Regions from separate parts of the Homo sapiens genome. Here region 2 is linked to region 1. Evidence: chromatin loops called from intact Hi-C (ENCODE). Cell type or tissue: PC-3. All regions are shown on one strand. Links, peaks and the distances in the headings refer to the core of each region. The heading gives the core; the rest is flanking DNA. Region 1 has its middle 52 kb from the start of BNC2. Region 2 overlaps BNC2 (basonuclin zinc finger protein 2).

Region 1 (5,379 bases), core at 283-5,282:
CCTGTCTGACTGGCCCCAAGGTCACTGAACCTGAACAAGGTGAGTCTGGACGTGACCACAAGGTTCTACATCAAGTAGAAGCCAAACGCTGTGAGGCTGGAACTGGAAGACAAAGCATCTATGAGATTAGACAAGGTTCTCCTTAGTGCTGTTTACCATGGAGAACAGCTTACAAGATGACAAGAGCTTCTGTTGTGGGGATGGAGTGCTTTTATTTGGCGCTTGATAATTGTATTAGTCCATTTCCATACTACTACGAAGAAAGATCTGAGACTGGGTAATTTATAAAGAAAAAAGTTTAATGGACTCACAGTTTCACATGGCTGGGGAGGCCTCACAATCGTGGCAGAAGGTGAAGGAGGAGCAAAGGTACGTCTTACATGGCAGCAGGGAAGGGAGTGGGTGCAGGGAACTGCCCTTTATAAAACCATCAGATCTCATGAGACTTACTCTCACGAGAACAGCGGGGAAAAACCCACCCCCATGATTCAATTGCCTCCCACTGGGTCCCTCCCACAACACATGGGAATTATGGGAGGTACAATTCAAGATGAGAGTTGGGTAAGGACACAGGCAAACCATATCAATAATAAAGGACATTATAAGGCTTTTTCTGAAATTTGGAATTTAAAACAACATCATTATATAAGCTCAGGGATTTTTTTGTTTTTGTTTTTTTTTGAGACGGAGTCTCGTTTTGTCCTCCAGGCTGGAGTGCAGTGGCACAATCTCGGCTCACTACAAGCTCTGCCTCCTGGGTTCACGCCATTCTCCTGCCTCAGCCTCCGGAGTAGCCGGGACTACAGGCACCCGCCCGCACACCCCGCTAATGTTTTGTATTTTTAGTAGAGACAGGGTTTCACCATGTTAGCCAGGATGTTCTCGATCTTCTGACCTCGTGACCCGCTGGCCTTGGCCTTCCAAAGTGCTGGAATTACAGGCGTGAGCCACCGCGCCCAGCCAGATCAGGGATGATTTTAGATAAGACTGATATGCAGGTGAATTTATCTTCAGTAAGTCCCTATGCATTTTGGGCATAGCCCTCTGTATCCACAGGCTGGATCCTTTTCTCGCTCTTGAATTAGACAACATTATGACACACGGACACCAGTTGGGGGAAGAGTGGAGTTTAATTCCCAAGCACCAAGGAATGCTTGGCTATAGAGTGCTCTTACCCATCTTTCATCAATAACCTTGCACAAGCAATTTTCCTGAAGACAGCACTATAACGAGTCTCCAAATATTTGATAGAATAAAATGGTGATGAGGAAGAAAGATCATAAAACTAGAGTCAGGATTCCAGATTCTGTAATTTACTAGCGCGTGCCCTCCTCAGAGAAGATGCATGAAAACATTTTAGGAATTGAAAGTACTGGCTGGGCACGGTGGCTCATGCCTGTAATCCCAGCACTTTGGGAGGCCGAGGTGGGCGGATCACGAGGTTAGGAGATTGAGACCATCCTGGCTAACATGGTGAAATCCCATCTCTACCAAAAATACAAAAAATTAACCGGGCGTGGTGGTGGGCACCTGTAGTCCCAGCTACTCGGGAGCCTGAGGCAGGAGAATGGTGTGAACCTGGGAGGTGGAGCTTGCAGCGAGCCGAGATCACACCACTGCACTCCAGCCTGGGCGACAGAGCAAGATTCCATCTCAAAAAAAAAAAAAAAGAAAGAAAGAGAGTACTACGTACGTGGGTTGTTATTTCTTATACACGGCCAGGGAACTTGATCTTTATTTTTGTATTTCAAATACAAATCACACTAAATCAAGAGGCTGGGCGTGGTGGCTAACACCTGTGATCCCAGCACTTTGGGAGGCTGAGGCAGACGGATCACCTGAGGTAAGGAGTTCGAGACCAGCCTGGCCAATGTGGCAAAACCCCGTCTCGACTAAAAATACAAAAATTAGCCGAGCGTGGTGGTGTGCGCCTCTGATCCCAGCTACTCGGGAGGCTGAGGCAGAAGAATTGCTTGAATCCAGGAGGCGGAGGTTGCAGTGAGCCAAGATAGCACCATTGCACACCATCCTGGACAAAAAAGAGCGAAACACCGTCTCAAAACAAACAAAAAAAAACAACCCTTAACCCCAACCCACATGCTGTTAGTTACTGAATGTCTATCACCTGCTAGGTGGTGTGCTAAGTTAACAACCATTTCACAAATGAGGATATTCTAGTACCAACATGTTAAATTCTTTATCCAGGCTCTCACAGAAGGACTAGATCGTTTTAGACAGGGCTTCCACTAGAAGAGAAGGACAGAAAGAAATAATATTAACAACAACAATAATTACAGCTGACTCAACGCCTTGCACTTTGTCAAACATTTTATGGCATTGTCTTGTTTGATCACCCATTAACCACCCTGTGAGATGGGTATTAGTCACCCAGTTTCACAGTTTAGGACACTGAGGTTCATGGTCTTTGAGGGAGGTCCCTAAGGTAATTCAGCAGGGATTAAAATCAATCCTTCCTGGAGACTTTGATTTTCACTATGTTCTACTGCCTCCCAGAGTAGAGCAGGAATAAAAACCACCATATTTCTCATTTCCCGATCAGTTAATTTATTGACATCAAATTTCTGAAAAAGTTCCTCCCCTAAAATGTAAGTAAGTTTAAAAATTTCCCAGAATGTAAGTACTGAAAAGAAAGCAATCTATATGGCTGTTCCCCTAGAGGTTTCTAAGGTGATTTAGGTTTATATTGCATTTTAATGGAATACAAAAGTTTCCATGAAAAGAAAATCACTACCTGAATTATTCCCTTCAAGCTAGTATTATATCCTCTAATACAAAAACAATGTAAAGTCATCATTCCTTTTTCTAATCCTTCTCTTACATTCTTTAGGATACTCTAGTCATCTTCATATAAAATGATCAAGGTGAAGAAATATAAAATGATCAAGGTGAAGAAAATAACCAAGGTGAGGAAAGAGAACCCTTTTGCTTTCTGGAATGTGGTTTGCCTTATTCTTTGAAAAGAATGTATAGAGGATTAAGTATACTTCCCCCTCTTAAACTGTGCTTGTTACTTCCTACCTCCCATCAAGTACGTAATTTGCAGATCCCAGTACAAAATGAAAACTAGGTCACCCTTGTTCAAAAATTATTAAGAATTCCAAGATAGCAACAGCAGGGCATAAATGGATGCACAGGACCCTTCTAACAGGGTCTGGCTTCCTAAGCCACTGCGCAGATCTCAAGCTCCTGAAACCAGTCCTGCCTCCCATTACCATGGTAGCTCCACAGATGCAACAGTAACAAACTTAGCTCGCTTTAGCCAAGGAATAAATATCTTTGATGAGCTACCAGTGGGGCCTCTTGGTGTTGTCCAGCTAAGGAGTGTGTGAAGATACTGCTATGAGGCTGGGCATGGTGGCTCACGCCTATAATCTCAGCACTTTGGGAGGCCAAGGTGGGTGGATCACGAGGTCAAGAGATCGAGACCATGGTGAAACCCCGTCTCTACTAAAAATACAAAAAAAATTAGCCTGGCATGGTGGTGGGCGCCTGTAGTCCCAGCTACTCGGGAGGCTGAGGCAGAAGAGCATGAACCCAAGAGGCGGAGCTTGCAGTGAGCTGAGATTGCACCACCACACTCCAGCCTGGGCAACAGAGTGAGACTCCGTCTCAAAAAAAAAAAAAGAAAAAGATACTGCTATGAGTCACTGAAGACATCCTGTCTCTTACTTAGGAGCTTACATCAGTATATAATTGCCACAAGTTATTTCCTTGTAAAAAGTCATTGAAATATTTTAAGTCAAGAATCATATAGAGTATTTTCAAATTCAAATACAATGTTAGAATAGTGGTATTGACTTTGTGTCCAGAATTAGCGGGTTCTTGGTCTCACTGACTTCAAGAATAAAGCTGTGGACCCTGGCGGTGAGTGTTACAGTTCTTAAACATGGTGTGTCCCGAGTTTGTTCCTTCAGATGTTCATAGATGTCCAGAGCTTCTTCCTTCTGGTGGGTTTGTGGTCTCACTGACTTCCGGGGTGAAGCGGCAGACATTCACGGTCAGTTTTACAGCTCTTAAAGGCAGCGCGTTTGGAGTTGTTCGTCCCTCCCAGTGAGTTCGTGGTCTTGCTGGCTTCAGGAGTGAAGCTGTAGACATTCGCAGTGAGTGTTATAGCTCATAAAGGCACACAGACTGAAAGACTGAGCATCAACAAGATTTACTGTGAAGAGTGAAAGAACAAAGCTTTTCCAGCATGGAAAGGCACCAGAACAGATTGCCACTGCTAGCTCCGGAAGCCTGCTTTTATTCCCTTATCTGACCCTACCCACATCCTGCTGATTGGTCCATCTTACAGAGAGTTGCTTGGCCCATTTTACAGAGAGCTGATTGGCCCATTTTACAGAGAGCTGATTGGTCCATTTTGACAGTGTGCTGACTGGTGCATTTATGAACCTTGAGCTAGACACAGAGTGCTGATTGGTGCATTTACACTCCTTTAGCTTGACACAAAAGTTCTCCAAGTCCCCACTAGATTAGCTAGACACAGAGCACTGATTGGTGCATTTACAAACCTTGAGGAAGACACAGGGTACTGATTGATGCGTTTACAAACCTTGAGCTAGGCACAAAGTGCTGATTGGTGCATTTACAAACCTTTAGCTAGACTTAAAAGTTCTCCAAGTCTGCACCCGACTCAGAAGCCTAGCAGGCTTCGCCTAGTGGATCCCGCACCGGGCTGTGGGCAGAGCTGCCCGCCAGTCCTGTGCTGCGCGTCTGCACTCCCCAGCCCTTGGGTGGTCGATGGGACCCAGGCGTGCTGAGTAGTGGGCGGCAGGGAGACTCCAGCCGCATGAGATCCCACAGTGGGGGTGCGGGGGGGTAGTGGGTGTTTGGGCATGGCAGGCTGCATGTCCCGAGCCCTGCCCTGTTGGGGAGGCGGCTGAGGCCCGGTGAGAATTCAAGCGTGGTGTGGGCGGGTCCCCAGTGCTGGGGGATCCAGCATACCCTCTGCAGCTGCTGGCCCAGGTGCTAAGCCCCTCACTGCCCAGAGCCAGCAGCGCCGGGCACAGGGCCTGTGGAGCCCGCACCCACCCAGAGCTCACGCTGGCCCGCGAGTACAGCGCGCAGCCCCGGTTCCCGCCTGTGCCTCTCCCTCCACACCTCCCCACAAACGGAGCCATCTCTGGCCTCAGCCAGCCCAGAGAGGGGCTCCCACAGTGCAGCAGCGGGCTGTAGGGCTCCTCAAGTGTGGCCACACGCCGAGGCTGAGGAGGCGCCAAGGCTGAGGAGGTGCTGAGAGCGAGCGAGGGCTGCTAGCACGTTGTCACCTCTCAACTTCTGATTTTTTTATTATGTGTGTGTGTGTGTGTGTGTATATATATATATGTGGGGTTTTTTGCCAAAGAGGGGGTATATTTA
Region 2 (5,379 bases), core at 159-5,158, 350 kb before region 1:
CAAAGTGTATTGAGAAAATAAAGAAGGGAGCACTTAATTGCTCCGGGGGTGGGGAGTGGTGGTGCAGAGGGGAGTAAAGGGGTGGGAATCCCACTTTCTTGATGAACAAGGCACAGGAAAAACTGGCCAGGATCAATAGTGCAGCAAGCGTCAAAGTACGAAAAACTGGGAAAGAGTTTACAGTGGTGACTCAAGGGACAAGAGCCTGGATTTAGGGTGTTAGGATTATCACACCAATTCTAACTACTCTGCCACCAAACCACTTTAACCTAGGCTTTAGCTCTCCAAATATATTCTCTCATACCTAGAGCCTACGATTACCACGTCTAATGGAAATATAATTTATGGCCGGGCACGGAGGCTCACAGCTGTAATCTCAGTGCTTTGGGAGCCAGTGCGGGAAGATCATTTGCATCTAGGAGCTTGAGACCAGCCTGGGCAACAAGACGAAACCCTATCTCTACAAAAAATACAAAAATTAGCTGGGCGTGGTAGCGCACACCTGTGGTCCCAGCTACTCAGGAGGCTGAGGTGGGAGGATTGCTTGAACCCAGGAAGGGGAAGTTGCAATGAGATGACATTGCACCATTGCATCTGGGTGACAGAGCAAGACCCTGTCTCAAAAAAAAAAAAAAAACAGAAAAAGAAAAAGAAAGAAATATAATTCAAGCCAAGATACAGAATTTTAATTTTTCTAGTTTCAAGTAAAATAGTAAAAAAGTGATGTTTAAAAACGTATTTGACATGATAAATCAAAAATATATGGAAGAACAACTCTTAATGACTATTTTACATTCTTTTTTTAAATAAGATGACAGCTCCAAAATTTGGTGTACACTTTATACCTACATCACATCTCAATTTGGACTAGCCACATTTCAAGTGTTCAAAGCCATAACAGTGGCTTCCTTATTGGACAGCCAGGTGTAGAGTTGCCTTTACATTTCTTGGCGAGTAGAATCTAAGGCCCAAGACTGTCCTTTCAATTAGATGGGTTTGCATTTAAATTTGTAGCGTCACTTGACTGTACAGAAGGCAAAGAGGCCCATGAGGTCAAAGTGGGGATCTCCCTGGGTACCAGGGAGCAGCTGAACGAAGAGAGGAATCTCACTACTGGGCCTTTTAACAAATACTGGTTACAAGTCTATCCAGTTGTGGTAATACTTAAAGTAATACTTAAAGCACTTCTTATACAATTCTTTGGGTATATGCGAACTAATAACAAATTAATTCAAGAACCTTTTGAAGATATATAAACATCTACAAAGGCAAAACCTGGTAAGAAATGGGATGTATAAACAACATTTTAGGGCTCCCAGAATACAATTCAGAGTTATCTTTGAAATACTGTACTTATCCAGCAATTTCACACTTCAGTAAAGAGGGGAGAGGAGTTAGAAGTCACCATTTATGACATAATAGAGAAGGAAGAGTGGTTGAAAGGATCAACATGATATTGCTGAGGCATATGGGGTCCTTACGACCCAGCCGAATCTCCTAGTTTATCCTGAGTAAAAGGAGAGGAGTTGAGTGTGTTTCATTTATAAACCCTTCAATTTGTGTTCTGCTTAACCTGGTGAACTCCAGTTAATTAAGATGCTCCTATAAACAATTAAGCTTCCTGTAGGATCGTTAGCAAGATATAAAAATTTATGATGTAATAAAATGCAATAAAATGATAAAGTGGCGAGCCCATCGAAGCACTTCACATGCAAAAAGACAGGTGTGAAAATAGGTAAAAGTAGCCTTAATCCTACCTAAAATTCACCTACTTATAGCTTTTGGATTTTTAGCAGGTAAATATTACTATAATTTATTTTAACTGGCGCAATTCTCAAAATGACTTTTGGTGTAAAATATTCCTTACTGTGTTCAAATAAGGGCTCAAATGACATTTTAGGGGAAATGGAAGGTATGGAACTATACTGGATTTGCTTGGGAAAACAATTTCACCTACGGAACACTTGGTCCAACAGCCAAAAGAACTGGTGACCTGACCTCTGCAACTGCATACTGAAGAAAACCTTCCCTGGAAGGAGAAATAGTTTCATCCCAACACATTCCACATTCGTACCTTAAGGGAGACACTAGATATTATCATTAATATTGATGTTTAATATTATTTTATTGACTTAGCAATAACAATACTAGCTCCTAAAATTGTTGTGCCAGAATATTGGGCTAACCCTACTCTTTCATGTAATCCTCTCTCAAAATGAATCTGTGTTATTTAGATGCATTGCTATTATTATCCGAATTTCTCGATGAAATAACTGAGTCTTAGAGAAGGCATTACTAACAAAAGGCAGAGAAGGGATTTGACCACTGGCCTGGCCACACCCAACTTTTAATCACTCTACTTTGCTAAAACATGTCTATCATGTCCACAGTGTTGAAGTCTTACTTTTATAGGAAGTTAGTGATAACAGCAACTAACACTTATTAAGTGTATACTATGTATGAGGCATCTGGATTATCTCATTTAATCTTAGAAGAACACTATGAGCTAGGAGCTATCATCACTCACATTTCACAGATGACAGAACAGAGAGATTATACAACTTGGCAAGATTCTACCTACAGTAGGTGACAGAGCCGCGACGTGAATGTAAACAGTCTCATTCAAGAACAACATTCTTACCTATTTTGTATATTGCCTCCCATTCATTCACCCGAAGCGGGATACAGCTCTGTGTGTTTCATTCTCAACACCCTCCCACGAAACTCCTTACCAGCAGACCAGCAGTGACTACACTGGAGGCCAGGTCTTGCCAGCCTCACTTTATGTTCCATCTGAATAAAACATAGCTAGGAAAAAAAGAAAATCTGGGGAGCTAATAGGCAGACAGCCCAGGACTTTGAAGGGGAGGCACTGTTTGCGCTGGGTTTAAAGAAAATTTAAGGAGTGCAAAGCACCATCCAAAAAGTGTGCAGGCTGAGAAACAAATCAAAAGCTGCTCAGAGACACAATAAGAAAATACTTAGTGCCATTAATCAAGCACCAAACCTTTGCATTTATGAGGATGTCTTCCCTTTAGAGCTTATCAGCAGTGATCAGCAAGTAAAGGAGAGAGGCAGAAGAGGGCACTGTGCCCTCAGGTCAAGCCCAAAAAAGCCTCCTGTGCCAGGCAGGAAAATGGCCTTGCTTTTGCTCTCTAAAACGAAGAAAAAAGTCCAAGGACTTTGCTCATGGAGAGACCAGAATCCAGCTGCCTCACCAAAACTAGGAGGCAGCTAAAAGCTGTTTTCCCTGAGCAAAAGAGAATTTTGCAGCTAGGCAAAGCCGGGTTTCAGCATTTACAATCTGGAAAAACTAAGTCCACTAGAAAGACAAATTCTTTAAGCAGATACTGCACCAGCTTCCGCTTTTTCCAAACGAGTGCACCAAGGGAAGAAGACGATAGTGTTTCTATCCTTGTGTTTCTGAACAAAGCCCTAGAAACATTTCCCCTAAGGATCTGGTTCTTACTTTGCCACTGCTAAGCATGTACTTCCCTTCCCCTGAGGACTCAAATTAGTGCCTGTGCTACTGTTCACCAAACCCTAAACACCCCTCTGGAAAAAAATTTCTACGAAAGAAAATGTTGTTTTCGTTGGGATAGTCTCCAAGCCAGAGCTTGCTGGGAACATTATCTCCCTTTGTCAGACGAAACTTAGTTGTTTTTTAGTCTCCTCTCTTTATCTTGACACATTTACAAATTATCATATGGACACTGTTGTGGAGTCACTCAGAATGAGCATGATATCACAGAAATGTCATGCTTTATTCTTATGATAAAGGAATTTCTATGCGGAGTGGGAAGGAGAGAAGACTAGGGAAGAAAAGAGATTGGCAAGGAAAAGACTGGACTACTTTAGTTATGCTAGGTTTTGGACTCAAGTCAGGGAGAATATTAGAGAGTTACCAGTTGGGAACAAACCACTTTCACAGATATTTAGACAATTTATAAGAACATAGACTGGGACAAATAATAAAGACATGTGAACTTTCATAGGACAAAATGAAAAATTACTTGTTTTGATCTGCCTTGCTTGTAAGTCCTTACAAACTACCATGCCTCCAACGAACTTGAGGAATTTGTAAATAAAATACTGAGATCTCATGATTCTAAATGTAGGACTGATATAATCAACAGCTTTTTTTGTTGTTGTTGTTGAGATGGAGTCTCGCTCTGTCGCCATGCTGGAGTGCAATGGCACAATCTCGGCTCACTGCAACCTCCACCTCCTGGGTTTAAGCGATTCTCATGCTTCAGCCTCCCGAGTAGCTGGGATTACAGGTACGCACCACCACACCCAGCTAATTTTTGTATTTTTAGTAGAGACGGGGTTTCACCATGTTGGCCAGGATGGTCTCAATCTCCTGACCTCCTGATCCACCTGCCTCGGCCTCCCAAAGTGCTGGGATTACAGGCGTGAGCCACCGCGCCTGGCCCAAAACCTTTTTGATTATAGGATGCTTATGACCAATAGCCCTGATTTAGGATTTATGCAAATTGAGTCTGAATAGGATTTTCTTTTAGGTATGGGCTTGCCAGATTTAGCAAATAAACATAAAGGACTCTCACCTAAATTTGCATGGTAATATTTATATTTAAAATCATTTATTGTTTATTGATATTCAGATTCAATCAAAAATTCTATATTTTCTATTTGGGTGAAGGTCTCTATAAATACCCCTGGTCTGATAAGACATATCAAGTACAAGCTGAAAATTCAAATTCAACCATGCTGAGAAAAAAAAAAGAAAAATTATATCCAGTGAATACAAAAAAAAAGGTTTGAAATTAATGGGTTATATGCATATTAAGTCTTACAGTACATTAAACCATAAAGCTGGTTGGTATATGATACTAAATTAACTTTATACTTCTCATCATTTCCGTGGAAGAACTGAAGGCTACCTGGCACAATCCTTCATGTATGAGATAGGTTTAATAAATATCTACTGACTGATGATCTGGATGATGTAGACCAGGTCTGCTTACTTTACATTAAAAAAAAATCAGGAGTTTGGAGAAAATATAGGCAGGAAAAAAGCTGGCTTAATTAGTAAATAATTAAAGTAATAATGTAAAACTATCTTTTCCTCGAATGAAATGCATGCAGTAAAAGGAAATCACATTTACAGAACATAATAAAAGAAAGGTCTCAAAATTCCAGTGCAACAAGCATTCTTGCAGGCAGACCTCAGCCAAAGGAAATAACACTGGTATTAATTCAGATCTCTTGAAAGTGAATGAAGATTCTAGTATTCATGCAGCTTGTTGGAATGGTATATCCTTTCATTTAAAGTCAAAGAAAAAAAAAGAAAATAATTTGCACAGAGAAAGCTGCTGTGGGTGCGTTAAGCTATAAAATGTATTTTTTATTCATCAA

Evidence for each region. A loop is a pair of places that touch in the nucleus more often than their neighbours do. Peaks named below come from ENCODE experiments on the same cell type or tissue, not always from the same donor. Only the 100,000 strongest peaks of a DNase experiment are listed, where the experiment ranks them.
Region 2: a loop joins it to region 1, with 4 times the contacts of the local background. A loop is called at or near these places in 1 of 110 quality-filtered maps.

Annotation. Positions count from the first base shown.
Region 1 is chr9:16,919,679-16,925,057 of GRCh38, forward strand. No RefSeq gene overlaps it. Among named protein-coding and RNA genes, the nearest start is that of BNC2, 52 kb to the left of the region's middle. RefSeq lists an enhancer at 1,990-2,597. In PC-3, for the core only: a CTCF peak has its summit at 2,510; a DNase peak (open chromatin) is centred at 2,393; H3K27ac peaks cover 765 bases.
Region 2 is chr9:16,572,601-16,577,979 of GRCh38, forward strand. The region is part of intron 4 of BNC2 (basonuclin zinc finger protein 2); the gene reads right to left. Among named protein-coding and RNA genes, the nearest start is that of BNC2-AS1, 150 kb to the right of the region's middle. In PC-3, for the core only: a CTCF peak has its summit at 3,065 (motif pointing right); no DNase peak of the experiment used is centred there.